Linked DNA regions of Homo sapiens: all the other regions are linked to region 4. A link is a contact called in ENCODE Hi-C or POLR2A ChIA-PET data. All regions are on one chromosome and are shown on one strand. Each heading gives the region's core, a stretch centred on a gene start or an enhancer-like site at or near the end of the contact. The rest is flanking DNA. Distances are from core to core; before and after follow the strand shown. Region 1 has its middle 38 kb from the start of NFKBIA. Region 2 holds the start of PSMA6 (proteasome 20S subunit alpha 6). Region 3 holds the start of NFKBIA (NFKB inhibitor alpha). Region 4 overlaps SRP54-AS1 (SRP54 antisense RNA 1).

The links. Hi-C counts contacts between places; a loop is a spot of excess contacts on that map. ChIA-PET counts read pairs that join two places held with the same protein, here RNA polymerase II (POLR2A). Pooled maps may share reads with other maps.
Region 1: a loop to region 4 is called in a pooled map, with 6 times the contacts of the local background. The contact joins two enhancer-like sites. A Hi-C loop is called at or near these places in 5 of 50 pooled maps. POLR2A ChIA-PET finds 5 or more read pairs at or near these places in 3 of 52 experiments (activated CD4-positive, alpha-beta T cell, activated T-cell and endothelial cell of umbilical vein).
Region 2: a loop to region 4 is called in a pooled map, with 4 times the contacts of the local background. The contact joins the promoter of PSMA6 here to the enhancer-like site in region 4. A Hi-C loop is called at or near these places in 1 of 37 single-sample maps with no recorded cell type and 9 of 50 pooled maps. POLR2A ChIA-PET finds 5 or more read pairs at or near these places in 3 of 52 experiments (CD4-positive, alpha-beta T cell, activated T-cell and activated naive CD4-positive, alpha-beta T cell).
Region 3: a pooled map shows a loop between it and region 4 (13-fold over the local background). The contact joins the promoter of NFKBIA here to the enhancer-like site in region 4. A Hi-C loop is called at or near these places in 2 of 37 single-sample maps with no recorded cell type and 11 of 50 pooled maps. POLR2A ChIA-PET finds 5 or more read pairs at or near these places in 13 of 52 experiments (CD4-positive, alpha-beta T cell, CD4-positive, alpha-beta memory T cell, CD8-positive, alpha-beta memory T cell and 10 more).

What each region holds. Positions count from the first base shown.
Region 1 is chr14:35,362,691-35,370,281 of GRCh38, forward strand. No RefSeq gene overlaps it. Among named protein-coding and RNA genes, the nearest start is that of NFKBIA, 38 kb to the right of the region's middle. RefSeq lists enhancers at 4,637-5,226, 5,227-5,814, 5,815-6,403, a silencer at 4,933-4,982 and a cis regulatory region at 7,047-7,317. Within about 2 kb of position 2,966, at least 32 of the 41 ENCODE cell types and tissues checked have a DNase peak (open chromatin) inside an H3K27ac peak, as active enhancers do; they include endothelial cell of umbilical vein, where a contact is called at or near this core.
Region 2 is chr14:35,288,851-35,296,168 of GRCh38, forward strand. It overlaps PSMA6 (proteasome 20S subunit alpha 6), which reads left to right and starts at 3,532. Exons shown (of 7, transcript NM_002791.3): 1 at 3,532-3,702. The coding sequence starts at 3,627. All of the region lies in intron 9 of PRORP-PSMA6 (PRORP-PSMA6 readthrough), which reads left to right. RefSeq lists enhancers at 3,233-3,819, 3,536-3,615, 3,736-3,855, 3,936-3,995, 5,449-5,628.
Region 3 is chr14:35,403,499-35,411,373 of GRCh38, forward strand. It overlaps NFKBIA (NFKB inhibitor alpha), which reads right to left and starts at 1,251. Exons shown (of 6, transcript NM_020529.3): 1 at 920-1,251; 2 at 192-300. The coding sequence starts at 1,146. RefSeq lists enhancers at 1-52, 83-132, 1,237-2,108, 1,313-1,712, 3,690-3,749 and silencers at 333-922, 1,073-1,242.
Region 4 is chr14:34,928,741-34,935,915 of GRCh38, forward strand. The region is part of intron 2 of SRP54-AS1 (SRP54 antisense RNA 1); the gene reads right to left. Among named protein-coding and RNA genes, the nearest start is that of SRP54-AS1, 50 kb to the right of the region's middle. Within about 2 kb of position 2,596, at least 10 of the 41 ENCODE cell types and tissues checked have a DNase peak (open chromatin) inside an H3K27ac peak, as active enhancers do; they include CD4-positive, alpha-beta T cell, GM12878 and endothelial cell of umbilical vein, where a contact is called at or near this core.

The sequences.
Region 1 (7,591 bases), core at 1,716-4,215, 430 kb after region 4:
GGCTTGAGGACAACTTTGAGCCCCAAAATCGGGCTCTCATAGAAGTAATTCCATTGTCACATGTCCTGCAGCAATCCTGGAACACCACTCTGGGAAATAAGCTCCTGGAAAAAAAATTGGGGAGGAATTTTGAGGAGGTGTGTAGTCCAGAAAGATTTGGAATGAAGTAATCTTTTAGGCATAAATTTACCAGAAGCCAGTATTTCTTTATTTGCATTTCCTTTCATTATCAAGCAAAGTAACACACACACACGCGCGCGCGCACACACACGCGCACACACGCACAGGCACGCACGCATGTACACATGCACGCACACGGACACATGCACACACACGCACACGCATATGGACACAACGCAGACATGCATGCACACACGTGCACGCACGCACACACACACTTGCACACACACACACGCACCCTGCTTGCAGTTATGCAATGGTTTGTGCAGTTGCTGTGAGCCCAGAAGCGCTTGTCTGAGTGTGCATATCCCTGGCTTCCTGCACTGAGGGCAACAGGAGGCAGTGGGAATTTCTCAAATGTTCACAAGAATGTCGAGAGGGCGTTCTGAGTAATCAAAACTCCTTGAACTTGTGGGAAAATGCAGTCCCAATTTCCTTTTCGAGACAATGGTCTTTGAAAGCTGTATGCCACGAGAGTTTTCGTTTGTTTATGGTTAGAGAATATGGTAAAATGCACGTCTGTGGAAGGCCCCAGGAGTGAGAAATCCTGCCACATGGATGGTGCGGCCCTAAGTGCAGGGCAAACTTGTATTCTCCAGCTGGCACTAATGCCTGCTGCATCGCTGACCCACTCAGCTTCAGTGTTTTGGCCATTAGTGTGATCAGCCTAACAAAACTCTTATGTCATTCTCGTTACCCTTTTCTCTCTTAGGAAGCCAACTCTCAGGGTCTTCCTCCGCTTCTGTTCTCTCATGCCCCTTGGTGGAGGCTCCCAGATGGACGCTCAGACACGGAAGGTCCAGGGAGATGCGTGGATCTGCCGCCATGTGGGTGGACCAAGCTGTTGCCTCCATTGGAAGCCTCTGTCCGGTGCCACATCCTCCCTGGGTTCCAGTCCCCACCTGCCAGGTTGACAATTAGGCAATTTGATTTACTAAGGAGAAGACAAAGAAAGAAAAGGAGAAATATTTCAAGAAAAAAAAGACTGTGAAAAAGAAAAAGTGAAAAAATAGGGAATATAGAAAAAAAAACCGCAATCAGGAGAGAGAAATAAAGAATTCCAGGATGATGAGTCTGGATGGAGAAAGCCTCCGTTTCCCCACTCCAGAAGTCTGAGCTGAGTGAACTCCTTAGCATTAAGGGAGGTGTCTCTATGGAGGACTGAATATGTCTTGCGAGAGGTGGGGCAGGTGGGATGGGGGGTGGGGTGGAGTGCTATCCCAGTTAAGCCTTTAGGTACTAGGTACCCAGGAGGTCTCATTAATTCTGGAATCATTTTGATATATTAGATACGCTCAAGGATGAGCTGTGTGCTGTTTCTCTTGCTGTACTATGTGGTCCAGATTCCAGACTCCAGAGCCCTTAGGCAAGCCCAGAACTGTCCCCACAATCTCTGGGTGGCAGCTGCCCCAATCATGGCTGTCCAACCTACAGGAGCAACTAAACATGGGATTCCCAGGCAGGGAGGAGATGCTGTAGGGTGGCGGAACCTGCAGCATGGATAGCCACCTACTCTGTCCTCTCTGTCAGGACAGCCTGACCGAGGCCCACAAGTGGCTGCTCACTCCTCCCGGCCTGACTGCACCAGTCTAGACTGGGCTCTTAGCATCTGTCACCTGGCCTTTGTTGTTTTAAGGAGCACAATAATAATAACAATAATTTAAAAAAAAAAAAACTCTTTTGGCTGGGTGTGGTGGCTCACACCTGTTATCCTAGCACTTTGGGAGGCCGAGGTGGGCAGATCACTTGAGGCCAGGAGTTTGAGACCATCCTGGCCAACATGGTGAAACCCTGTCTCTACTAAAAATACAAAAATTAGCTGGGTGTGGAGACAGATGCCTAAAATCCCAGCTACAGATTCTGTCTCCAGAAAAAAAAAAAAAAAAAAAGCCAGGTATGATGGCGCACCACCATAGTCCTAGCTACTCAGAAGGCTGAGGCACAAGAGTCGTTTGAACTCTGGAGGCAGAGGTTGCAATGAGCCAAGATCGCACCACTGCACTCCAGCCTGGATGACAGAGCAAGACTCTGTCTCAAAAAATAAATGAATAAAGATTAAAAAGAAATAAAAAACTATTTTGAGCCAGGCATAGTGGCTCATGCCTGTAATCCCAGCACTTTGGGAGGCTGAGGTGGGAGGATCACTTGAAGCCAAGAGTTCGAGACCATCCTGGGCAACATAGTGAGACTCTGTCTCAATAAATAAAAAAATAAATAAATAAATGAAACTCCTTTGAGGATCTCAACCAACATGAGCTGTTTGTAATTCCAGAAATAGCCCGGACACTGAGTGGCCCTACCCCCTCAAAGGATTCCAGGACAGCTCCCACCTTCTTAGAGGGATGTGGAGGGAGAGCCGGCCCTGGGCATGTGACTTCTGTGCCCTCAGCCGCTGTTGGCTCACTCTGAGGAGGTCCAGCCTCCCTCCCATGGGTCACACAAGCATCTCTCCTCTTCCCCGAGGAGCAAGAACACAGGGAACGTCTACATCGAAAGGAGGAGCTTTAGGGTTTTGTGCCAGCTTCACTTCATTTCTTCTGCTGTTGGTTCATTCATCTAACAGAATTTATTGAAGTCCTAAGGGGTGGGGACACAGAACTGAACTCTCCTGGTCCTGGCCCTGAGGGGCCCCTGCCTGGACGGCTTGAACCCGGGAGGGCCAGGCCCACCTCCCGTGGGGCCCGTTTTCCCCTCTGGGAGGTGGGCAGCCTCACTCAGAAAAGTGCTTGTAGAGCAGTTTCACCCCTTTGTGAATGAGCTTCGGCAAGCACAGGGGTGAGTCACGGCCTTGGTGACACAGAACACATGACTTCGAATTGCCCAGAAGTATGACTGGTGCCCTGGCCTGTGCTTCCCCACCCTGAGGGGGAGGCCACTGTCAGCTCAGAACAAGGGATCCAAAGATGACCTTTCTTGTTTTCCAAAGACCTGCTGTCAGCTGAGGCCTTTCAAGGCCCTGTATATCCATGGTGAATTCCTGGAAGGCAGCTTGAAGTAACCACTGAATGGGTTTGGTTTCTTTTTTTTTTTAATTATCTAAGCAAAGCACCTTTCTCCAAAAAGAGCAAATTCACTTGTGGGTCACTTCCTGTGGGAAGATGGAAAATGTTCTTACTTGGGAGTAGATGGGGAGAGCAGGCCCAGCTCCAATAGCTTGCTGGTGCCACTGAGATTCTTGAGCCTGGAGGATCCTGGCTGACTTGCTCCAGACCTGGCGGAGGGTCTGTCTCAGTCACGGTTCTCCCCAGCGATGACCGAGAACTGGTCCCAGTTCCTGACATGCTGTGGGTCCAGTGTGACCCACAATCTGCCTGGCCCATCCCCTCGGCGGGCGCACCTCTCCTAGTGTAGGATGAAGCATAAATGGCAGAAACCAGCAGGCGCCGCTTCTGTGTCCACCGAGTCAGCTGGGATCCATGCAGCTGGTGGCTTGTCGGTGGCAGGCCAAGGCCTGAGTCATGTCCCCGTCACAGCCTTCAGTGGAGGGCTGACCCACAGAGGAAATTACACAGCACTCTGTGGCCCATGATGGAGTCAGGGGCTTTTCCAAGGGCATCAACTGGGAAGGCAGAAAGAAGTCATCACCCACGCTGGAGTCTAAGGCTTGGGGACCCCCACTTACTCCAGGGGAGAAGGCCTGGTGACCTCGGGGACAGCGAGGCCTGTGCAAACCTCTTCCACAGCCCTCCACTGGCCAGCAGGGTGCCCACAGTCCCGACCCCTCTGTGACAGCGCTGCATGCTCACCGAGCCAGCCTTGCCCCACATGGTTCCTTGGGCTGCAGCCAGAAGTCCATCCGCAGCCTTTTACCCAGATCCACACCAGCCCCAACCCTCAGTCAGAAAACACAGCACCTCCAATGGAGCCAGAGGCCACCCCTCTCAGATAGCTGTGTGACTCTGGCAACTAAATTCAACTCTGTGGGCATCAGTCTCTTCATCTGTAAAATGGGTCTTGAACACGGGGCTTCAGTCTCTTCATCTATAAAATGGGTCTTGAACACCTACCTGACCAACTTGTGGTGAAGATGAAATGAAACTATGCAAAGGCCTGGCATAGAGCCGGCACACAGTGGGTTCTCTGTACATGGTCCTCGCTCTCAGCCTGCTCTGTTGCAAAATCCAGGTTGGCACTACCCCCCAGGGCTCAGCCCTCAGCGTTATCCCTTTCCTTCCCCATACCCAGTCTCCCAACCCTTCGTGCAAGTGTGTGGTGGAGGAGACCGAAGCTCCACATCCAAATGGAGGGGTTGACTCCTCTGTAGTGAGGGGTCAGCCTAGCTTGAGTCACTGGGAGACTGTCTTCCAGCCTCCCCTTGCCCACCCCAGACCTGACATCCCAGGGCCACCCTGCAGGGAGCCTGAGGTGGAGGGGCCTGGCTACCTGTCTGCAAATGTGGAGCCGGGGGAGGTTGGTTGGCAGAAAGGAGGGAGAAGTGACGAGGCGCCCCAGGCCCTGTGCCTGGAGTCAGAAGGGCCAGCTCTGGGAGAACCTTCACCCTCGTGGAGACTTTGCCTCAGAATGTTTGCCTGGAACCCAGCCCACCAGGGCTGACACCTGAGGCTGAGGCTGCCCTGTCATGCCCCTTCCACACCAGGGGCTCTGTGCTGGGATTGCTGTGGCCAGTTACGGGGAGGCCTGCAAGTTTGGGCAGCCGAGGTCATGCCTCTCAAAGAGGAGCCGGATGAATATATCAAGTAAATGTGCATTTCAGCTTGTGGTAGGGCCAGACACAGCTGTGTGTGTGTGTGTGTGTGTGTGTGTGTGTGTGTGTGTGTGTAAGGGGAGCAACATTCACTGTGCACCTACCATGTGGCAAGCTAGTGCTAGGCCCTGTACTTGTACTATTTCATTTAATGAGTTTAATTTGCATGGCTGCTTCTGTGGCATTCCAGAGTGGCTTTTCACACTTTCTTTGGCTGGGGTGGGGGTGGGGAGAACTGTATTTCTATTTTTATCTTCCCATGGTGGGGTGCTCTGCTCATGGGGCCCCTTATCTCCCCCGGCACTTTCCCCTACATCCGGCTGCAACTAGAAGCTTTCGGTATGCAAAGGGAACTTGCAGCTTCACAACAGCCCCCTCACCCGCCTCCTCCCAGCCCTGCATGGGGGTCAGGCCACCTCTTCCCCAGGAGGACCCTTCTTCTCTTCTGGGCTGGATGGAGGCAGGATCTGTGCTTCTCCCTCAAACCTGGGAACCAACTGGGAGGGACATCTTCTCCTTTCACCCTCTTGCCCCAGCAGCTCAGGGGTTCATTTGGATGAATGGGCCCTGCCTGTAGCAGCCTGGCATGGGGGCAAACCAGGACTCCACATGGCTGAGGAGCTCCCCGGGCCCCTGCACTCCATTGGGTTGACTTATTTTAACCCATTGCACTCCCAGCTGAGCTTTAGAGGGCAAGGTTTGGGGTTAGTGGGTAGCCTTGGGGTTGGAGGTGCAGTCCCGCATAGTGACTTGACATCTAGGAAGAGCTCATTGTTCTGAATGTGATCTTTACAACCACCCTGAGGCTGGTCCCTAAAGCTATGCTCTGGAAATGAGTCCAAGTGTCCCCAGTCTGTTTTCCTCATTCCTCTGCTTACAAACAAAGGTGCACTTTTACTTGGTAGGTACAGTTGTGGGTAGTTTATTTGATTTTGCAAAAGCAAAACTCTTTGTAATATTTTATGATGTTGGGATGCGAAGTGCGTTTATTCTCATTTCTTTTTCTTTTGTTTCTCCCCTCACCCCAGAGAGGTGAATAGTCTCATTTTTAAGCAATGTGCAGATACTGGTGCCTTTCTTCAGCTGGAACTGTGTACAAAAGTGGCCCGGAGAAGGATCAATGACAGGCAGCTTAAATTTCTAAGGGGTGTCAGGGTGGAACGTGTGATTCAGAGCTTGCACCCACTCCAGGGGCTTTCCTGGACAGAGGGGCTGGGCTGCCCAGGCCTCCTGGGTGACCGCGGGGGCAGGAGAGCAAATGCCTGGGGACGCCCTCCCAGACTCTGCCAGAAAGAAGCCCGCAAACCCAGCGAGGGGCAGGGCGGCTGGGGTGAGATTTTTTAACTCTTGAGATATCGGAATACAGCTATTTTTCATACGGTTATCTCTAAATTGCAAAGACAAAAGAAAACCACTTAAACATCAGCTAGCTGTGCCAGACATTTGTCCCTCTGGCCACGTCTTGGGGACAGCGGCGCTGCGGCTCTGGCCCGTGGGATCCTGGTTGGGCTCAGCCCCGGGGAAAACGCTGCAGAGATGGGCGGCGGAGGGTGAGCCGAGGTCCGGGTTTATTTCCTGGACTCCCTGTGGGCTCTTCACTGGCGTTGCGGGGTCACCTGAGGGCTGCACTGCGCTCGCGCTGCTGCTCCTCTTTCCTTCTCTCACTGGGTCGCTTCTGGGTTCAGGCAGGGTCCGGGCAGCTGTCGCGCGCCCGGGTTCCAGCACTAACCCTCGTGGCTGCCCCACGCTGGGCCCTGGCCTTTGTAAACGGTTCCTTTATTAAACTCTCTCCAAATACCCACGGCATGCGTGTGACAGCGGACTCCTTCCTGCCCGTCACACCGGCGATGTGCACAAAAAGTATCTCAGACCCTCTCCTCACCCCACCTGATCCCGTCAAAAAGGCCTCCATGAACGCCACCCTCCATGCTGGGGTCTCGGGGCCTGCAAGATCCCAGCTCAGTGGATTTGAAGGAACTGATGGGCCTGGAGTCTGGCAGTGTGAATGAATACATTCTGGGAGCAGGCCCCGCCGCAAACTCCCGTTTCAGACCTATGGATGTGCCAAGCACACTCCTCCCCAGGTGGGGCCTCCGGAGGCACCGGGGATCATATGTCCATCATGGATCCGACTGAGACCACCGCTGTACCAAGCCGGGTGCGGGGGCACCTGGGCATACAGGGCCCTGCAGGTGCGGCCGGGCTGCGGGGAGGCCCCTCCTTCCGCACCAGCTCCACCCGTGGTAGGGCAGGGATGACACTTCTCAGCTCCTGGTAGGGCAGGGATGACACTTCTCAGCTCCTGGGCCAGACGCCAATAAGCGGACCCAGGGGCCACACCCAGTCCTAGAAGGAAAAGGGGCGGCCGGAGGTCGGGGCTCACTAGGAGATGCTGCCTTTTCTGGCACACACCGCCCCGGGATGCTGACAGCCAGTCAGCTTTCGGAGAAACAGGAAACGGTCTCAGACTGGTCCACGCTTGGCACTCATGTTTTTTTCCAGGTCTAGAGAGCAGCAAGAAACGCATCCTGTTACCGTAATATGAGTCAGATGAATCCTGTTGTGTCCTCCAGGTGTCCAGATGTACAGCCCGGGTTGGGGCGGGGACTGCAACGCAAAGGAAGCTAGACTTTGCAAGCTAGAGGAGAGGTTGGGGAGCTTCTGACCAGTTCTCTAATCACCTGAATTTCACAGACCAGGAAGGGG
Region 2 (7,318 bases), core at 2,282-4,781, 360 kb after region 4:
TAAGCCAAGCTTGTCCAACCCATGACCTGCAGGCTGCATGTGGCCCAGGATGGCTTTCAGTGTGGCCCAACACAAATTTGTAAACATTCTTAAAACATTATGAGATTTTTTTGCAATTTTTTTTTTAGCCCATCACTTATCATTAGTGTTAGTGTAGTTTATGTGTGGCTCAAGACAATTCTTCTTCCAATGTGGCCAGGGAAGCCAAAAGATTGGACACTCCTGGCTTGAGCCTAGGAGTTTGATACCAACTAGTAACTGTCACAAATGAATTTAAATTCAGGTTTAAATAAAAAAGGATGAACTAACTCCCACACCATTAGGGATTCATTCATTCAACTAATATTTATTGAGCACTTAATATATGCTGGTTATTGTTCAAGTTGTCTGAGCTGTATCAGTGAACAAAACAAAAATCCTTGCCATCACAGAGGTTAAATTGTGGGTGGGCATGAGGGACAATAAACAGTGAACAAATTTATGATTTTTTTTTTTTTGAGACAAGGTCTCACTCTGTTGCCCAGACTGGAGTGCAGTGGCATGATCTCAGCTCACTGCAACCCCCACCTCCCAGGCTCAAGCGATTCTCCTGCCTCAACCTCTCCCGAGTAGCTGGGATTACAGGTGCACACCATTACTGCATGGCTTTTTTTGTTGTTGTTGTATTTTAATAGAGATGAGGTTTCACCATGTTCGCCAGGGTGGTCTTTAACTCCTGACCTCAAATGATCCACCCACCTCAGCCTCCCAAAGTGCTGGGATTACAGGTGTTGCACCACGCCCAGCCTAAATTTATGAATTATATAACAGAAAGAAAAAAGATACTCAGGAGGCTAAGGCCAAAGGATCCCTTGAGGCCAGGAGTTTGAGGCTGGCCTGGGCAATACAGTGAAACCTAGTCTCTAAAAAAAATTTTTTTTAAACTAGCCAGGACTGTTGGTGTGCAGCTGCAGTCCCAGCTCCTTGGGAGGCTGAGGCCAGAGGATCACTTGAGCGCAGGAGTTCAAGGCTGCAGTGATCATGCCACTGCACTCCAGTCTGGGTGACAGAGCAATACCGCATTTCAAAAAAAAAAAAAAAAAAAAAGGCAGAATAGCAGAGCAGGAACAAATGAAGGCAGAGGGGGAGAAGTATTAAGAAATTAAGACTGCTACAAAGTTTTGGCTCTGAAGACTTGGAAAATGTGGTACAAGGGGCAGGAATTCGCTTGAGAGGGAATAGATGAGATAAGGAGTTCTCTTTCAAACGTGGGGTTTTGAGGTGCCATATGTCTCAATGTGAAAAATATCCCATTGGCAATTAGAGAAGATCCAGTTCCAGAGAAGGGTCCAGCTAGAGACCTAAATTCAGGAGACATCAGTATAGAGCCAGCTGTTGAGGCTGTGAGACTAAGTTCATCCTCCTAGCAGCCTTACCGAGAACTCTGACTATGCAGGCAAACAGTAGGAATTACAGTATACCAGGCTCTTTCAGAGTCTGAGAAGACAAAAGTCTTCAAAAGGTCAAGAGGAGTTGGTCCTGAGAGTAGGGACCTGAACCAGAAGCAAGGGAAAACTTTTATCAGTCCACTTGGGAACTAGCCAGTGCTGGAAAGTACCCTTTGTGCCAGAGATGCTGTATGCATTTACCGTTTTCTTAACCATGTTTCAGTTTGGGATTTTTTAGATTAATAAAATAGAAATTAATTTTTAAAAACACTTGAGAAATTGGAATTCCCTTATGAAGGTCTTAGAACATTTTTTCTTTAAAATAGAAAGTTAGTTTAGGAAATACATTAAAGGAGTAAGAATCCCTACTTCAGTATTACAGCAGGCATTACAGTGCCACAAACATTAGTGTATCTTGCCTTCCTTGTACACAAACCATCTTTATCTGGGGAGAAAAACAACTATCCTAACATTATGTTTTGCATTTTGTATTCATTAAATGGGAGTGTGCCTTGGGGAAAGTCAAAATAGGCACAAATTTGCGATTTGAAAAGCCACCTGCTCTTCTCCCGGAGCTACCTCGCCAGCTTGGAATTACTCTCATTAATCCATGCAACACTAGCTGCTCTAAGCCCCATCCCCTCAGCTCTAGTTCATTATTAATCAAGGGTGCTTAACCTCATTCCCCATTACTCGTATTTCAACCTCAGTTCCACATTTTTTTTTTTTTATTTAGATAGATCTTCCTCTGTCGCCCAGGCTGGAGTGCAGTGGCGTGATCATAGCTCACTGCAACCTGGATCTCCTGGGCTCAAGCCATCCTCCCACCTTAGCCCCCCGAGTAGCTGGGACTACTGGCGCGCGCCACCACGCACAGCTAATTTTATTTTTTGTAGAGACGGGGCCTTCCTATGTTGGCCAGGCTGGAGTTAGGCTTTCTTTCTTTTTTTTTTTTTTTGAGACGGAGTCTCGCTCTGTCGCCCAGGCTGGAGTGCAGTGGCATGATCTCGGCTCACTGCAAGCTCCGCCTCTCCGGTTCACGCCGTTCTCCTGCCTCAGCCTCCCAAGTATATGGGACTACAGGCGCCCGCCACCACGCCTGGCTAATTTTTTTTGTATTTTTTAGTAGAGACGGGGTTTCACCGTGTTAGCCAGGATGGTCTCAATCTCCTGACCTCGTGATCCGCCCGCCTTGGTCTCCCAAAGTGCTGGGATTACAGGCGTGAGCCACCGCGCCCGGCCTCCGCTTTCAAGACTAAAAATTGCCTGGGCACTGTGGCTCAAGCCTGTAATCCCAGCACTCTGGGAGGCCGAGGAAGGTGGATCACTTGGGCTCAGGAGTTCGAGAGCTGCCTGACCAACATGGCGAAACCCCGCCTCTACTAAAAATACAAAATTAGCCGGTCCTGGTGGCACACGCCTATAATCCCAGCTACTCGGGAGGATGAGGCAGGAGAATCGCTTGAACTCAGGAGGGGGAGGTTGCAGTCAGCCGAGATCGCGCCATTGCACTCCAGCCTGGGCAACAAGGGCGAAACTCTGTCTCAAAAAAAAAAAAAAAAAAAAAAAAGACTAAAAATTGTCGGGGCTGCTGGCCAAAAGAAGATCTTGCCTGGCTGTCAGAAAATAATGTTCTTTCCAGCGGCTGCTTGAACCCGCTTCCTTCAGTGCCTAAATTTAACGGCTGCAGCTGCAGCTGCAACCTGTTTCCCCCGTAATAGGAATGAAAGTGGAGGATAAAAGAGGTTAGGAAGAAGGCAAGCCAGCAGTCTGACCAGACACAGGATGCATGTAAGAGACTTGTTAATTACACGTTCTATTTAGGTCACACTGATAGGCAAATCGCTATTCTGGGCCCCCAGGAAGCCTTTTCGTCCTTGCTATAGTCAATTCATTCTCCAGATGAAAGCCTGAAAGCGCCACGACCCAAGTTTCACGTCTATCCACTCAAGAGGCCTGCTTGGCGCAGGCGCATACCTTCAAAGGCCTCCCGCCCTCACTCCACCACCCCCTTAGGGGGCGGGGCCTCAGAGCTCAGTGCTCGAACTGGCTCCAGAGCCGTGAGTTCGGCATGCAAGAGCGGAAGAAACGCGGCTGGTACCCCGGAAGCAGTCGCTGCAACTTCCGGGAGGTGCTTGTGTGCCTGGTGCGGGAGCTACGGGGCCCAGGGATTGTGTTTAAAGTAGTGCTTCTACCAACATGTCCCGTGGTTCCAGCGCCGGTTTTGACCGCCACATTACCATTTTTTCACCCGAGGGTCGGCTCTACCAAGTAGGTGAGTGAACCAGGTTCGCCTGTGGGCCACCTGAATTGCCCTGTCATGGTACGTGCCTGGAGCGAGCAGACGCGGCCCGGGTTTAGTCTGGGGCCGAAGCTGGGCTGGAGCTGGGAAGGGAGAACGGCTGAAGCTGGATTGAGCTCTGTGGTGTTTGCACCCCCGTCTGGACGCAGGGATCGGGGGCCTGAAGGCCTGTCTCTGCAGGGCGAGCGGCCACACTGCGTAGACCCAATGGAGAGTTAAGGAAGATAGGGCTGTAATGCCTGACTCCGGCTTCGTGAGGCCCCTTCAGTTATTGTATTCTGTCCTGGCCAGGCACAAGGTCTGTTTCTAAAGGGTAATTGATTCCTTAACGTCTCAACTAAAATGCCTCCTCTCCGTTTTCCTTTGTTTGCAGCATGGACTTCTGTGGTTAATTCCACACAGGCACTCGAAGCCTGCTATATACCAGACACTGCTAGTCCTAGGAGATACAAATGTGAATGTTACACCCTCTTCTATACTGAAGCTCACAGCTTAGAGTGACAGATACGTTAAACAAACGGATAAAAAAAATTAAAAGTGCCAATTTACAAATATCTACAGAGTTCAAGACATCTTTGGGAATCTGATAGAATGAGTGACTCAATTCTAGAGCTGCTCTTGAGATTGGCATCCCCTTTTTACCCACATCTGTTTGAATGCTCCTGTAATTTAAATGCCGATTCTGAGTTGTAGATGAGGTACTGTGTACTAGTTTACTGAAGAACACCTGTAGTGGAAAGAAACTATCAGTTACTCGGAATAGTAATGTATTGCGCTGAAACGGTGTCAAGGTTTAGGTTATGATTATAAGCCAGACCCTTGATCTCTTACCATAGAGAATTTAGTGTCAGGAGGGCTTGATTTACATCTGGTCCGTGATGGTTTTATTTTTGAATGAGTTTAGTGGCTCCGTGTCTTGCACAGTAATATAATCATCTGTGCTTGGAATCATAAGGAGAGAGTTGGTCTGTAAATGAGGTTCTCTTCACCTGTAAATTTTAGAAATAGAGTTAAAGATAACTTGGAATGAAACTGCTCAGTGTATTACTGCATAGTGTATATAATGTAGCAAGAAACATCTTGTTGGATAATTCAGTAGCCCTTTTAATTTATCCCCAATTGAAAAACATGATTAAAGATAGAACAAAGAGATAACTGTATCCTCAAAGAATTTTCATTTATTGTATTAAATTCCTGAGTTTTAAATAATTTTCGTATATTAGACTACTGCTTTCAGCGTTCCATTCGTGATTTTTAATATGTGAACAGGAAAAGTCACTCTGAGACCTTTACTTTGTTTCTATATACTGTATTGTGAAGTCCAGCCATAAAGCATAATCGTTAATGCTTCCCAGATTTGGTGAGTGGAAAGGCTGAACACAGTGTCATTGTGATGGTTTTAAAAGATTTGGAAGAGAACATCTATCTGAAAACAAGTTCATTATCTAGACAGAATGATTTTTTATTTATTTTTATTTTTTTGAGACAGAGCTTCACTCTTGTTGCCTAGGCTGGAGTGCAATGGCGCGATCTCGGCTCCCCGCAATCTCCGCCTCCCGGGTTCAAGCAATTCTGCCTCAGCCTCCCAAGTACTGGGATTACAGGCATGCGCCACCACGCCTGGCTAATTTTGTATTTTTAGTAGAGACGAGGTTTCTCCATGTTGATCTCGAACTCCCAACCTCAGGTGATCCACCCACCTCGGCCTCCCAAAGTGCTGGGATTACAGGCGTGAGCACCGGGCCTAGCACCAGCCTAGACAGAATGATTTTAATCTCTGTGAATAACACACTCCCTCTGCTATTCAGGGCATTAATTAGACATTGTTAGGAAAATGAAAGTGAAAGAGTAGTATGAGCAAGCAGTATAGTGAAGAGTTCAGGCCCTGGAGTCATACATGGATTCAAATCTCTGCCCTGCTCCATACTACCTGATCTGGGCACTTGCCAGGTATGTAACCTTAGCCTTAGTTTCTCTTTCCAAAGTTGGGCTCATAATAATTCTTCCTTAAATGGTGGTTTTGAGAATTAAATAAGGCAATGTATGTAGAGTGCTTAACGTGTGCCTGCCACATAGTAAATGCTCAGTGAATGTTATTAGATGCTTGTTTGATTCTTTGGCCCCCCCTTTTTTTTTTGGTCTATTAGATTAGTAGCTCTGTATGGAATATTTCCCTTTTTATGGGTCCTTCCATGCTTAGTTCTCCAGTAAAATATATACATAATCATAATATTCTAAATACTGTCTGTTTGTAAACTTTAGAATCCTCCAAAGACAAAGCATGGAAGGATTATAGGATGCAAGTTGTTAACATTGACAGTAGGAAAATAATATTTTAAAAATGGGATGATGATGAGGGGAGATTAATGGAAGGTAACTATGCTCTTTATCTTCCATACTTGGGACTCAAAAGATAAATGTCGTCTAAAGTTGATATATCAAAAAATAGAGGTAGACATTTAAAGTTATAATGCTTGGCCAGGTGCAGTGCCTCACACCTGTAATCCCAGCACTTTGGGAGGGCGAGGTGGGCAGATTACCTGAGGTCAGGAGTTGAAGACCAGCCTGACCAACATGGTGAAACTCTGTCTCTACTAAAAATACAAAAAACTAGCTGCTTGTGCTGGCGTGCCTGTAGTCCTACCTCCTCAGGAAGCTGAGGCACAAGAATCGCTTGAACCTAGGAGGCAGAGGTTGCAGTGAGCCAAGACCGTGCCATTGCACCTCCAGACTGGGTGACAGAGCTAGACTCCATCTAAAAAAAAAAAAAAGTTGTAATGCCAATCATAATTATAAACATACTTTATAATTATTAATAACATATTATTGGCAGTGTTTGCTCCCAGGGAGTGGAGAGAAAGACTTTTTCTTTTTTTTTTTTTTCCCTTTGAGACAGAGTTGCGCTCTTGTTGCCCAGGCTGGAGTGCAATGGCCGTGATCTCAGCTCACTGAAACCTCCACCTCCCAGGTTCAAGCGATTCTCCTGCCTCAGCCTCCCAAGTAGCTGGGATTACAGACATGTGCCACCACTCCTGGCTAATTTTGCAGTTTTAATAGAGATGGGGTTTCACCATGTTGGTCTGGCTGGTCTTGAACTCCTGACTTCAGGTGATCCACCCACCTCGGCCTCCCAAAGTGCTGGGATTACAGGCATGAGCCATTGCGCTCGGCCTGAAATATTTCTCTTAATGTACATATGCAGGTTGTATGTGTGTGCATGTATTCATTTGTTAAAAATTGTAGAACACCTAGCTTTGTAATCTATTTTCAGGAATTGCCCAAGTTACTAGAGGGAGGAGGTGCATTGTAGGGGGAATGGGACTGAGGCCCTAGTTGGCCAAATTCAGCCTGGCTACTTGTAGGCCCTTCTCTTCTGTTTGCTGATCCTTTGCTGGATAGGTCTGGCAAAGGAGAAGAGGAGTGGTCATTTGGATTTGCTTGACAGGTGTATGTGAGCACTGCCTGGTTGCTACAAAGAAGGGAGCGTGCTGATAGGGAACTAGAAAGAAATGGACTGGTGGAGACATACTGAAAATAAAATGTAGAAGTGTCATTGTGTATTGAAGCCAGAATTCCTGAGTTCAAGTCC
Region 3 (7,875 bases), core at 1-2,500, 470 kb after region 4:
CCAGGTGGGTCATAAAGACCTCACCAAATCAGTGGAATTTCCTTCACTCTCTAGGATGTGGGCTGATGTGAAGTAAAAGGTGAGGGTAAATAGTGCTCAGTGGCCCTGAATTCAGAAAGGATCTGGGGTGACTCTGCTACATCAGCTACGTCCCAGGGTCAGAGAGAACCCGGGCCAGGCAAGCGGCGCACCTGCTGCAGGTTGTTCTGGAAGTTGAGGAAGGCCAGGTCTCCCTTCACCTGGCGGATCACTTCCATGGTCAGTGCCTTTTCTTCATGGATGATGGCCAAGTGCAGGAACCTGTGGGGAAGAGAGGGAAAAACCCCAGGGGTGGTGAGTGCACCGCGTGGGGCCCAGGGAGGCGCGGGCTGCGGGGGATTGCGCAAGGCCGGGGTTTCTGGAGGCCGAGGCCGCGGTGTTTTCCGCGAGGTTATTATGAGCTGAGTGTTCCTGGCAGGCGCCCAGGGACTTTCCGCCCCCCTCCCCCCGCGGCCCCGGCGGGCGCCGGCCAGACCGCCCCGCCCTCCCGCCAGCTCGGAACGCCCTGTACTTCCCCTCCCGGCTGCTCGGCGCCCGCCAGCGGCCAGAAACTCCCGCCCCGCCTTATGCAACCGGGGACTTCGCGTCCCCGCTGCCGCCCCGCCCCCGGCCTAGAGGACGGGTCTGGGGGGAGGGGGCGTGTGGCGACGCTGCCATCCACCAGGGCCCAGCCGCCGCCCCTCCGAGTTGGGCCGGTGCCCCGCGCGGCCCTGCAGCCCTGCAGCGTTCGGGGCGGTGCAGGAGCCCCGGGGTGCCGCGGCGCCCGCCCGGCTGCATCGCTGGTCCCCCGGCTCGGGCTCCAGGCCCGGCGCCTCCCACCCCCAGGCCGCGCGCGTCCCGCCCTCCCGACGACCCCCAGCCCCGGGCCTCCGCCACTTACGAGTCCCCGTCCTCGGTGAGCTGCTGCTTCCAGGGCTCCGAGCCGCGCGGCACCTCCTGCGGCTCGAGGCGGATCTCCTGCAGCTCCTTGACCATCTGCTCGTACTCCTCGTCTTTCATGGAGTCCAGGCCGCTGTCGTGGCGGTCGTCCAGTAGCCGCTCCTTCTTCAGCCCGTCGCGGGGGCCCTCCATGGCCCACTCCTGGGGGCGCTCGGCCGCCTGGAACATGGCGCGGACGAGCTGCGGGCGCTGCTGCGGGTGCGCTGGGCCGCGGGCTGCGCGCTGCTTCCTCGCTGGGGCGCTGGCGGGCGGGACGGCGGCACGGACTGCTGTGGGCTCTGCAGCGCCGCCGCGGCGCCCTATAAACGCTGGCTGGGGATTTCTCTGGGGCGGGGTCAGGCTCGGGGAATTTCCAAGCCAGTCAGACCAGAAAAAGAGAACTGGCTTCGTCCTCTGCTAGGGGGAAAAAGAAGCCTAAACCCTGAGCTGGGGTTCATCGGAGAAACTCCCTGCGATGAGCCACTAGGGTCACGGACAGGGAACTTTTTGATGAGCGCCGAGTGGCTGGAAAGTCCTTCCGACCAGGCCCCCTCCCCCCGGTACTTCCCTGCAGCCTGCACCCTGTAATCCTGTCCCTCTGCAAGTGAGCCTTCTTTCCCTGGGGTTTCCCACGATCGATTTGAATTGGGGTCGTCGGCTGCTGAGATCCCAAGGACGCCGACCTGATGGGCGGTCCCTCTTTGGGGTTTGCCAACCTGCCGGTCCTTTCCGTTTTTTGATCTTTTGAAAACGCAAGAGTGGAAATGATGGCTGGGCGTAGGGATTTGCTTTCCCCAGACTTCTAAGGGGAAGGACGCACTGTGGTTAGGGGGCTGCAGGCCGCGCCGGTGTTTCTGCCTATACCAGGCTCTTTGCAGCAAAGGAACTTTTAGCTTCGCCCCCACCCCCCCACGCACCCCCGCCAGGTAGAAGTTGTGAAAGCTTTGGAGGAGTGAAAAGCCTAAATCCTTGGAGAACTCTCAAATCACTTCCTAGGGATGAACAGCCCTGTTGACTGGGGGAGGGGCAAACGCTCCCTGTATGGGGAAACTGCTGAATAGGACCATGATTTTTTTTGTTTCCCAAGTAAAGCAAGGTGTTAATGTTTGTAGTGGTGGTTGTGGATACCTTGCAATAGCAGAGTAGCTATTGTGTTCATAAGTAGCTATTCGTTTATGCTATCTGACCTACATTGTGCTCCCGCAGAAAAAGGATCGTGAGCCTACTTCTGGGCACCCAAATTCGAGGAGAACTTAGAGAAGGAGGCTGAAGAATGAGTTTAGTTAGTGCCTTAACCGCGATTGGACCTTAAGGACCACTAAGAAAGTAGTTGCCAGGCATCCTGCGGGAGGCTCAAGGTAGTCCCATCCTGCCCGCCCCTCCTTGCTCTCTTGTCCTGGGGGACAGTAGCAGTTGGACCCATTCACGCCACCTGGGTAGAAAGGGGTTTCGGCTCACTATGCTCTGGTTTCACCTGCAGAAATATAATTTATGCTCTCCACTCCACCTCCACCTCCAAGCCTGCAAGCCATGGACTGAATTCATCTACTTGGTAGAATTGGTACAGGCAAAATAAAGCAAACTTCGGTCAGAGCTCTTCAGAATTAGTCCCAGGAGGCCTCTGTAGTTCTGCAGAGATTTCTGGTGATTATTGCAATCATCTTTACCTTGACTGGCCTTGTACTAACCAATCCTTCCCCTCTCTTCGTATCTCCACCCCTCCCCTAATATTAGAATGAAAGAAATCTGACTCGATAGAGAGAGACCAAGTATGAAGGGAAAAAAATTAAAATCAGATAGACCCTCCAGGGTAATAATGATCACATGTTACAATGAAAACTTCCCAGGGATAGACACCATTGTCTCTGCAGGTTTATGATATGCAAATCTACAATGATTGAGGCAAGGTGAAACAGTGACTGCAATGGGACATCTCAATTCCAGGTTCTATCTTTACTTGACTGCACATTAGTTGGAGAGGTCAGTTAACTTTTTTGTGGTATACTTAACTTTTATAATAAGATTAGATTGAATGTTACTTAAGGTCTTTTCTAGCTTAAAAGTCATATTGCTTGTCTACAAATGCATGCCTAACTCTCCTTTGTAAGGGTGACCATGGCTCTTGGAAATGTCAGGGTATAAATTTTTGAAAGAATTCCAGCGCCTTATGTACCACATTGTTCTCAGAACTAATCTTGTAAGATAGATATTGTTCCTACTTCCCTAAAAAGAAACTGAAATGCATAGAAATTTACCCAGGAACCCCTTGGCAGTATATTAATCATTTGGCCAAAGCAGTCTTAGTATTAACACTTTTGAAAACACGCTGTGAAAATCAGACTGACTACACTATAATTTGGAATGTACTCAAAAGTATTTTCTACTCCAACTGTTAGGGAAAATAAAGGGTGGGTGTCCCCTGACCCCCATCTGGGGATAGTCACTTCTTTTAAACAAGTACAGAAACATCAAACTCTAAATGTCCCAATTATAGAGGATACATCAGAAGAAGATATTTGGCTTCAGGTATAAAAATGGTTATAAAAAATAAAAATATCTGAGGAATAAGGTTTTTTTGCACCACCTTCTATGGTTTTATATTTCTGGTAGCCTTCAGGATCTTGGTGTTTATTCCTGATTGTTTTGTGTGACACCTAGTGGTAAGAGTAAGGCACAGGCGTTCCTTGATTTGTCATAGTGCCTTTTGCAAAAATTGGGAGGTGCTGAGCCTTGATGACTTGTCCCTACAGTGGAGATTTCCAAGGAGGTACCTATTGTTTTCCTGCGACTCTGGGAAACAGTTTTGAATAATGTGATCCAACAGGTTTTCTCCCCATCATCTATAGCGCTATATGGTTTAAGTCAACAAACATTACAACGTGGGTGAAAAAGAATATACACTTGGAAATTAGAACCATGAGCAGACTGGGCAGAAGACAACAAGAGGGTCTGGTTTTGATTTAGAAAGACCTTTATGGGCCAGGAGTTGTGGCTCACTGCTGTAATTTCAGCACTTTGGGTTGCTGAGGCAGGAGGATTGCTTGCCACCCAGGAGTTGGAGACCAGCCTGGGCAACAAGGCTAAACTCTTGTCTCTACAAAAAATATAATTAGCAGAGTGTGGTGGCAGGTGCCTGTAGTCCCAGCTACTCCAGAGGCAGAAGTGGGAGAATTGCTTGAGCCTGGGAGGTGGAGTTTGTAGTGAGCCATGATGGCACAACTGCACTCCAGCTTGAGCAACAGACTGAGACCCTGTCTCAAAAAGAAAAAAAAGAAAAAGAAAGACCTTTATGGACCCTTCAGCACTCAGATTTTTCTCCTCCTCATTGTCAAACATTCTAGCTAACATAACCGTTAAAAAAAATGTTAAAACTGTAGGCTGTGCGCAGTGGCTCACGCCTATAATCTCAGCACTTTGGGAGGCTGAGGCAGGTGGATCATGAGGTCAGGAGTTCGAGACCAGCCTGGCCAACATGATGAAACCCCGTCTCTACTAAAGATACAAAAAATTAGTCGGGTGTGGTGGTGCAGATGCTGCTTAGGAGGCTGAGGCAGGAGAATCACTTGAACCGAGGAGGCAGAGGTTGCAGTGAGCCGAGATCGCGCCATTGCACGCCAGCCTGGGCAACAGGGTGAGACTCTGTCTCAAAAAACAAAACAAAACAAAACAAAATACTTTAGATAACTGATTTTTAATGTTATTTGGCCTTTTTAATGCATAAGGCAAAATAATAAGTTACACCTCAAAGCTGCTTTGTATTTTGGCCCAGGACGCAGCCGTAGGAAATGACAGGACGGCCAGTGATGCTCCAGGAGCACCCCCATGGGAAAAGGAGCATCGCCAGGGCCTGGTTTGGCTGCAGGCACTTCAGGCACTCCTCCTGCATGGAACAAGCACAGTATGGACAAAACCTATTGCCTGAAGTGCCATGGAGAGAGTCTACAAGTTCAGCCAGGTGGTCCAAAATCCTCAGGGCAGGGTGGCCTGTGTCAACTGGCCTGGCCAATTAAAACTAAATTGTTTTGGCTACAGCAAATTCAACTCTGGAATCAGGCTACCTATTGCTCAGTGCAGCTAGGCTGGAAGAAAGACGAGCCATGACAGAGTTCCTGAAGAGCAAGGCAGGTGCACTCCCAACTGGCAGCCCCACTGTGAAATTCTAAATATTCTGCTTTCAGTCTCAGGTTGTCTTCTTTCTTGCTATCGTGGTAGCAACTGTCTGCATCCTCTTCAGAACAGGGAGCCCCCAAGCTATGGATCTTTTCCCATAGAAAAACAAGGCTGGGGGCGGTGGCTCCGACCTATAATCCCAGCACTTTGGGAGGCTGAGGCGAGCTGATCACCTGAGGTCAGGAGTTCAAGACCAGCCCGGCCAACATGGTGAAACCCCATCTCTACTCAAAATACAAAAATTAGCCAGGCGTGATGGCACATGCCTGTAATCCCAGCTACTCGGGAGGCTGAGGCAGGAGAATCACTTGACCCTGGGAGGTGAAGGTTGCAGTGAGCTGAGATCGTGCCATTGCACTCCTGCCTGGGCAGCAGAGAGAGACTCTGTCTCAATTAAAAAAAAAAAAAAGGAAAAACAGCTGTCAGAACCTTCATTTGTAGTGAAGTGAAAATAAGACCGTCAAATCCTTAATGTGTTTCCTTTGCTACAAATTCTGCAATTTAATGGAGATCAAAGCTTTAAAGGATCTCAAACTCAAAATACTTACGCATAGGGAGCAGGCAGATTTCACAGATGAGTGAAACAGACCATTTGAGTCTGAAAGGAGTGGGATCTCCAACAGCTTAGGTCAGGGTGTGTACTTCCCTCATACTTAGCTCAGACAACTTTTGGCATGTAGCACCTTCAGTTCAGTAGTGACCTTCTATTGTTAAAGAAATAAAAAAAATTGGCCCAGCTCCGTGGCTCATGCCTGCAATCCCAACACTTTGAGAGGGTGAGGCAGGAGGATCACTTGCGTTTAGGAGTTTGAGACCAGCCTGGGCAACATAGTGAGACCCCATCGCTATAAAAATAAAAATAAAAAAATTAACCAGGTGTGGTGGCATACACCTGTAGTCGCACCTACTTGGGAGACTGAGGTGGGAGGATTGCTCGAACCTGGGACGTTGAGGCTACAGTGGGCCATGACTGTGTCACTGAGCTCCAGCCTCAGCAAAAGAGTGAGACCTTGCCTCAAACAAACATAAAAACATTATGAAAACTAAACACAATGCATTTCTGCATCTATTGGCTAAACAGAGCCTATAAGCTCTGAGTTTACAACCTCTTTTTCAGCCAAGGTATGATGTTTTAATTGTGCTTTGCAAGAGGCACAACCTTCTGCTCTTGGCATCATGGGTTCTCTGCTCCTGTGTAACAGGAGACTGGGACAGTGTGTCCATCCATGATGCGCAGGGCTGCTCCTGCCAGGCAGGGTTAGGATTAGGGGCTCTAACCTCTGAAAAGTGAATTTTTCCTCCCTCAAACCAAGTATTTATTTGTTTTGTTTGTTTGTTTTTGAGACAAACCAAGAGTTTTGCTCTTGTTGCCCAGGCTGGAGTGCAATGATGTGATCTTGGCTCACTGCAACCTCTGCCTCCCGGGTTCAAGTGATTCTCCTGCCTCAGCCTCCTGAGTAGCTGGGATTGCAGGCACCCGCCACCATGCCCGGCTCATTTTTTGTATTTTGGGTAGAGACAGGGTTTCACTATGTTGGCTAGGCTGGTCTCAAACTCCTGACCTCAGGTGATCTACCCGCCTTGGCCTCCCAAAGTGCTGGGATTACAGGTGTGAGCAACCATGCCCGGCCTGTTTGTGTTTTTGAGACAAGGTCTTGCTGTGTCACCTAGGCTGGAGTGCTGTGGCATGATCACAGCTCGCTGTAGCCTTAATCTCTTGGGCTCAAGCAATTCTCCCACCTCAGTCTCCCATGCAGTGGGACCACAGGCACATGCCACTGTGCCTGGCTAATTTTTTTTGAGACGGAATTTCATTCTTGTCACCCAGGCTGGAGTGCAATGGTGCAATCTTGGCTCACTGCAACCTCTGCCTACCAGGTTCAGACGATTCTCCTGCCTCAGCCCCCTAAGTAGCAGGGATTACAGGAGCCTGCCACCATGCCCAGCTAATTTTTTGTATTTTTAGTAGAGACAGGGTTTCACTGTGTTGACCAGGCTGGTCTCGAACTGTTTACCTCAAGTGATCTGCCTGCCTCGGCCTCCCAAAGTGCTGGGATTACAGGCATGAGCCACCACACCCGGCTGTGCCTGGCTAATTTTTTAATTTTTTGTAGAGATGGGTCTCCCTGTGTTGCCCAGGCTGGTTTTGAGCTCCTGGGTCCGAGCGATCCGCCCATCTTCACTTTCAAAAGTGCTGGGATTACAGGTGTGAGCCACTGCACCCTGCCCCAAAGCAATTTTTAAATGCTACAGTGTAAAATAAGCATAATAAGTCCAACAAAGTTCTGATTTTTCTCACAATGACTACTTACGTTGTTTTAAGCAATCAGATGACTTCACTAAACATCTCCTGAGGTGTGCCTGCTCTGCTGGTGCCCTAACTGCATGCCCATCTGGCTCTTGGGTAACCTGCTGCGAGGGAAGGAGGAGGCCTGCACGTGTCACCCGTGGCCAAAATTACTGGCTCTCCCTTTTCGTGGCTTGTTGGCAGTAACCAAGTAATATTTATAGGTGTGTAGCATTGTTCATGGTCTGTTGTGTTCAGGGAGAAGTTGTTGGATCAGGAAGGTGGTAAAGGCTTAAGGCAGTTTCCCCTGCATGCCGCTGTATTTGCTATTTTGTCTTGGGTGTAAATTCATTCTGAGTTTAGTCAGGGTATGAGGATACTTAGCACTAGGGAACTTCCACACAAGAGCCTGGTACTTGGCAGGGGATGAGACATAAATGATATGAGGCCCTTGTTCTTTG
Region 4 (7,175 bases), core at 1,346-3,845:
GATTTTCTTTCTTTTTTTTTTTTTTTTTGGAAACGGAGCCTCACTCTGTCTTCTGTTGCCCCAGCTGGAGTGCAGTGGCGCCATCTCGGCCACTGCAACCTCCGTCTCATGGGTTCAAGTGATTCTCTTGCCTCAGCCTCCCGAGTAGCTGGGATTACAGGCACATGCCACCACGCCCAGCTAATTTTTCTATTTTTAGTAGAGACAGGGTTTCACCATGTTGGTCAGGCTGGTCTCGAACTCCTGACCTCGTGATCCGCCCACCTCGGCCTCCCAAAGTGCTGGGATTACAGGCATGAGCCACCGTGCCTGGCCCCAGCCTAGATTTTCTACTTATATCCTCCTTCTAAAAGTTTCCCTTTCCTGCCTACTCCTCAGAATTGAAGTGAAAATCATCATTTTCAATAGAGGTTGTCCCAAATATAGATGACAGTTGATAAGTCCTGGGATGGACATCTGCCCCAATGTGGGCCGGTTGGAGCCTTTTCCTGAGACATGGCATTTGGACTGAGAAACAGCCATTTCTTTTCCTGTGTCCACACTGTAATTTGTAAACTGAAGAGCTGCCAGCAGCTATTTTCCACCTTGTGGTTCAGGGAAGCAGAAGAACCTGATGGACAGAGAGAAGGTGGAATGATGCTGATGTACAAAGGGAGGAGGACACATGAGACAGAGTCTCTTTGACATTCACCTTCCTGGCTCCTTATGTCCAGTTCAATTTGTGTCCTTGGGTTCTGTGAGACCCTTTATGTGTTTAAAATACATTCACCTCATTATCTAAGCAAGATCCATTCAGATTTCTATTACTTCCAACCATAATCCTAACTAGCACACCTACTACAAAGATGCACAGTTTTTGTCCTACGGCTTACACTTAGAATATGCCTTTTTTTTTAATTTAAGAAGTATGACGCCAGGAGCAGTGGCTTAAGCCTATAATTCTAGCACTTTGGTAGGCAGAGATAGGAGGATTGCTTGAGTCCAGGAGTTTGAGATCAGCGCCAGGAGCAGTGGCTTAAGCCTATAATTCTAGCACTTTGGTAGGCAGAGATAGGAGGATTGCTTGAGTCCAGGAGTTTGAGATCAGCCTGGGCAACAAGGAGACATCATCTCTTAAAAAAAAAAAATTAGCTGGCATGCACCTGTGGTCCCCACTACTTGGTAGGCTGAGGTGGGAGGATCGCTTGAGCCTGGGAGGTTGAGGCTGCAGTGAGCCATGATTGTACCACTGCACTCCAGCCTGGTGACAGAGTGAGACCCTGTCTCAAAAGACAAACAAACAAACATAATGAAGTATGACTTTACTGTATGTAAGATACAGATTGGCACTCCTGCATAGTACGATCACAGAAGATATACTAAAGATCATTTAACCCACCCCTCTTATTTTCAGGTGAGAAAACTGCAGGTTAAGGGCCTTAGCCAAAGTCATACAGCCAGCTGCTAGAAGTATCAGACTCAGCATCGTGTCACCTTTCCCACGTCAATATTACACGGTCAGTCCTGGAGAGAAACATCAGGATGCTCCACTGAGGGTTTTATTTGTTTGCATATAGTATACTAACTGCATAATGAGTTAATCAGAACATAGCTAACAAGGACCTACTTGAGAGATCAAATGAATAAGAGATAATGTATAGGGATATAAATAGTTATAATTATAGGTACTTAATTCTAAAAACAATCTTTAACTTTTGTCACTATTAGTCATGGAGGTATTCCATGTGTCACTTAGAACAGATATACATAGTCTATTGAGAGTTAAAAAAAAACAATTTGAGGACAGATTACTCCAACATTTTAATTCAAATAGTATCTAGAATTGAGAAAAAAATTAAGACTATATTCAACAGGATGTAAATACTAAGTTTGACGTAAACTTCCTGAGAAGTGGAGGTTTGCTCGGAAACTTCCTGCTTGGTCATAACAGAGAGCTGGAACACATCAGTTTACCTCTCTTGATCTGGTCTGATACTGTTGGTTTAAAATGCTGATTTGGGATTATTCTTAGCCAAAGTAGCCAAAGCACAGCATTGTGTTGACTGTATTTTGGGAGGTAATTATAAGGTGGGAAAGAAGTATTACCTAGTTTTTAAATAAAAAGGAGTCTAATGAACATGTGACTTCCCGGAAAGCAAAGCACAGAATAGAAAATGTGTAATTTACAGCTTTCAGTTTTCTGTTCTCTTTATTGAAGTAGCTGTTCCTATCACTGCCAGCCCTTTGGCCATCCAAAGTTGCAGCTGTCTACTTTTTTTTTTTTTTTTTTTTTTTTTTTTGTTAAGACAAGGTCTCGCTCTGTCACCCAGGCTGGAGTGGATATGGATGTCCTATACCTAATCAATCTCCAGCTACTGGACGTTTAGGTGGTTTCCAATTTACTACCATTATAAAACAACACTGTAGTAAACCATCATACAGAAATCATTTTGCAAATATCCGATTATTTTCTTAAGTTTTTAGAAACTGAACTGTTTAGTCAAGGTATTTAAACATTTTTAAGGCCTTTGTGACACTGCTGTCAGCAACAGATGAGGATTTCCTATTCTGATGGGTGGAACTTTTCTAGGGGTGGTAATATCTCTTACGTGAAGTCTTGTTTTGTTTTGAAGATGCAGGAAGTTATATAACAGAGACTTTCCTTGCTGGCACACTGTACCAGGAAGGAGACACAGCACTCTATCCACCCTACTTGGCCAGTTTGGTATTTGAATGGAAAGGGCAAGTTTGTTTTTGAGGTGGTGTGTCACACTTGTGTCATGTGAGACACAATATGTAGATCAAAGAGGAGAAAAACCTTTGGGCAATTCTATTAGTCTTCAGTGTGCTTTTGCTAAATATCTTCAATTAAGCAATCTATTACAGATGGATGGTACTGGTTTTTCTTCCCTGAATCCTCCCCTCTTCAAAGGTGATAACTAATTTCATTATTTTCATTAAATATCCATAGACTGAAAGATCAGGTTCTCAAAGATAGTTTCTTTAATTGTAAACTGTCTAATTTTTACTAAAACAAATAAAAAGAAAACCAAGTGGTATTAACTTTGATTTGAGTATATGTGTGATGAGGGTTAATCCTTTCCTGTTTTAATGTGTATGATACGAAGTGTATCTGCCTCAATTTTTATTTATTTATTTTTTGAGACAGAGTCTTGCTCTGTCGTCCAGGCTGGAATGCAGTGGTGCAATCTCGGCTCACTGCAATCTCCGCCCTTGGTTCAAGTGATTCTCCTGCCTCAGCCTCCTGAGTAGCAGGGATTACAGGTGTGTGCCACCATGCCAGGCTAATTTTTGTATTTTTAGTAGAGATAGGGTTTTGTCATGTTGGCCAGGCTCGTCTCAAACTCCTGACCTCAGGTGATCCGCCCACCTTGGCCTCCCAAAGTGCTGGGATTATAGGGGTGAGCTACCATGCCTGGCCCTGTCTCAAATTTTAGTGCAGTGCAATCTATCACTAAGAAATTTCAGGCCGGGCGCGGTGGCTCACGCCTGTAATCCCAGCACTTTGGGAGGCCGAGGCGGGCGGATCACGAGGTCAGGAGATCGAGACCATCCTGGCTAACACGGTGAAACCCCACCTCTACTAAAAATACAAAAAATTAGCTGGGCGTGGTGGCGGGCGCCTGTAGTCCCAGCTACTGGGGAGGCTGAGGCAGGAGAATGGCGTGAACCCGGGAGGTGGAGCTTGCAGTGAGCCCAGATCGCGCCACTGCACTCCAGCCTGGGTGACAGCGAGACTCCGTCTCAAAAAAAAAAAAAAAAAAAAAAAAAAAAAAAAAGAAATTTCAAAGCTGTTATTTAAGATGTTAATTATATAATATACAAATATCACGGTTGTGTGGTTTAACCTGTTAAGACATGCTTAGAAAAGAGAACGTGAGTATACTGACTTTATTACAAGCCTATATTGGAAGATATATGGTAATACATAGGTATGTATAACTCCCTGATAACAATAGGTTATGCATTATTTAAAAACATAATGTCAAACAGCATTACAGTTGGTAATTTATTTAAAGACTACAAGCTTGCTTGTCTGTTCACTACTGCATTTCTATCCTGAACATTTCTGGATATATTACTATATATCAGGTTTATATACTTTTACTATAGGTATATAAATATTTGCTGAATGAATAAAATAGGAAGATAATTTTAAAAGGTAAAAAATGGCATTTAATTTATAAAACATAATAAACAAAAGTTCTAAATCGTATTAAGTTCTAAAACAAACCAGATTTGTCAACATAATTCCAAGTTTAATTCCAAACTTAAAAATGGTAGCATGTAATATCAGTTCACTGAATATTGTAATTAGATATTAAAAGTTCAGATATGAGTAGTAAAGGCAGAGTGGGACTTGTAATACCAGGGTCAAAGGTAGTGCTTGGGGTCTGACTAAATATTTGAAAAAGGACATCAACCTGTGTGGGCAGGTGTTTATGAAGGATGAGAAAGAAGGCAACTTCTTTTTTTCTCTGGTTCTGTGGGCTTCTCTTTAACTTTTGTTTTTTCACTCTTTATCATCCAAAACTAAAGGATTCATGAACTTTGAAGGATCTGAGCAATCGATCTTTGTAAATAGGTAACTTGACACAGTCTTAGGGGAATTAATGATAGTGTATGATAGACTTAATGGAAGCTTAGAAAACACTCTTTTTTTGGTTAACTACCATAGGCACTCTATTTATTTATTTATTTACTAAAGGCTAGCCAAGTGAAGCAGTGGGAGTAGAGAAAGAACAAAGAAATCTGGAACTGGTTGTGATTAATTAGTCATAAACCACTGCACTCGGACCAGCCCATATGCACTCTTTAAAACTTAAAACTTTTTACCAAAATCTTAAATATCAGAACAAGTCAGAAAGCTTGTTTTTTTTAAACCTTGTTTTTATTATGAAATGTATTACACATAACAAAAACTTCATAAAACATATATATAGATTTAAAAAATAATAAAGAAACATTTATGTACTCACCAGCTTAAGAATAATTTTTTGGGTGGGCACAGGGGCTCATGCCTGTAATCTCAGCACTTTGGGAGGCTGAGACTGGAGGATCACTTGAGCCCTGGAGTTTGAGACCAGCCCAGGCAACAGAGACCCCATCTTCACAAAAAATAAAAAATTAGGCTGGGCATGGTGGCTCACGCCTGTAATCCCAGCTCTTTGGGAGGCTGCGGTGGGTGGATCACAAGGTCAAGAGATAGAGGCCAACATGGCGAAACGCTGTCTCTGCTAAAAATACAAAAATTAGCTGGGCGTGGTGGTGTGTACCTGTAATTCCAGCTACTCAGGAGGCTGAGGTAGGAGAATCACTTGAACTCAGGAGGCAGAGGTTGCAGGGAGCTAAGATCGTGTCACTAAACTCCAGCCAGGTGACAGAGTGAGACTGTCTCAAAAAAAAAAAAAAAAAAGAAAGAAAAAGAAAAAGAAAATTAGCCAAGTGTGGTGGCTCACACCTGTAATCCTAGCACTTTGGGAGGCTGGGGTGGGCAAACTGCTCGAGCCCAGGAGTTTGAGACCAGCCTGGGCAACTTCGTGAAACTCTGTTTCTACAAAAAAAATTTAAAAATTAGCTGGGCGGCCGGGCGCCGTGGCTCACATCTGTAATCCCAGCACTTTGGGAGGCCGAGGCAGGTGGATCACGAGGTCAGGAGATCGAGACCATCCTGGCTAACACGGTGAAACCCCGTCTCTACTAAATATACAAAAATTAGCTGGGCGTAGTGGCAGGCGCCTGTATTCCCAGCTACTCGGGAGGCTGAGGCAGGAGAATGGCGTGAGCCCAGCGGGTGGAGCTTGCAGTGAACCGAGATGGAGCCACTGTACTCCACTCTGGGCGACAGAGCGACACTCCGTCTCAAAAAAAAAAAAAAAAAAAAAAATTAGCTGGGCATCGTGGTGTGCACCTGCAGTCCCAGCTATTCCGGAGGCTGAGGCTGCAGTGAGACATGATTGTGCCGCTGCACTCCAGCCTGGGCAATAGAGTAAGACCCTCTATCAAAAAAAAAAAAAAAAAAAAAGAAGAAGAAGAAGAAGAATTTCTTAAATTAACTATCTATGAGAATTGTCAGGTTGACTGTCGTTTTCCAGCTGAGTTTCACAAAATGGGGCCTGCTTAATAAAACAGATTGATACATTCAAATCCACAGGCTCTGGTAATTTGTACTAACGAATACTTATTTCTAGAATTGACCAGAGTTATCACAGAACTAGGAGTGTATTATTTTACAGAATAGTGGAGAACTAATTAAGTACCTATGACTTGTAAAAATAGAAGCTCATGGTTTTTAAATGGAAAAGTCTGACTGGAAACTACAGTCCTTTAATATTAATTTCTAAACTCAGAAGTGAGATTATGATACAATCGGTTGGCAACTATCTAAGTTTTTCCTAGGCAATACCTCCCGTGGCTGGGTAAAGAATATATCTTCTCACATGCATATTAATTTCTTTGAGTGAAATCTGAGTTAGGTGTAAGTTAATATTTATCAAACAGAATCTATATTAGTTATCTCTTGCTGTATGAAAAATTACCCCCAAACTTGGTGCCTTAAAGCAATAAACAATTATTTTCTTACAGAGTCTATGAGTAAGGAAGCTAGGCAAAGCTTAGTTGGGTCTCTTGGCTCTGGGTTTCTCATAAGGCTGTATAAAAGGTGTTGAGCGGGTGCTGCAGTCATCTTAAGGCTTGACTAGGTGTTGATGTTGGTAGGACTTAGTCCCTATCAGGGTGTTGCACTCAGGGCCTCCGTTCCTCACTGGCTGTTGACTAGAGGCTACCCTCCGTTTTTCTGCCATATGGACCTATCCTTTGGATTGTGACCTATCCTTTGGAAATTGCAACATGGCAATTTCCTACATTGGAATGAGCAAGTGAGAGCGCAAGAGAGAGAGGAAGATGAAAGTCACAGTCTTTTGTAACCTAATCTCAGATGTGACATTCTGTCACTTTGCCATATTCTATTCTTTTGAAAGAGGTCATTAGGTCCGGCCCAAGCACAAGAGGAGGAAATTACACAAGGATGTGAAAACCAGAAGGTACGGTGCTTAGGAGTCATTTTAGATGCAGCCTACCACAGTAACTCAGAAAGAAGGAAATACAAAAAGTAAAAATGCTTCAACAACAAGTGCTACTAAAAAAAAAAAAAAAAAAAAAAAAAAAGAATAGGC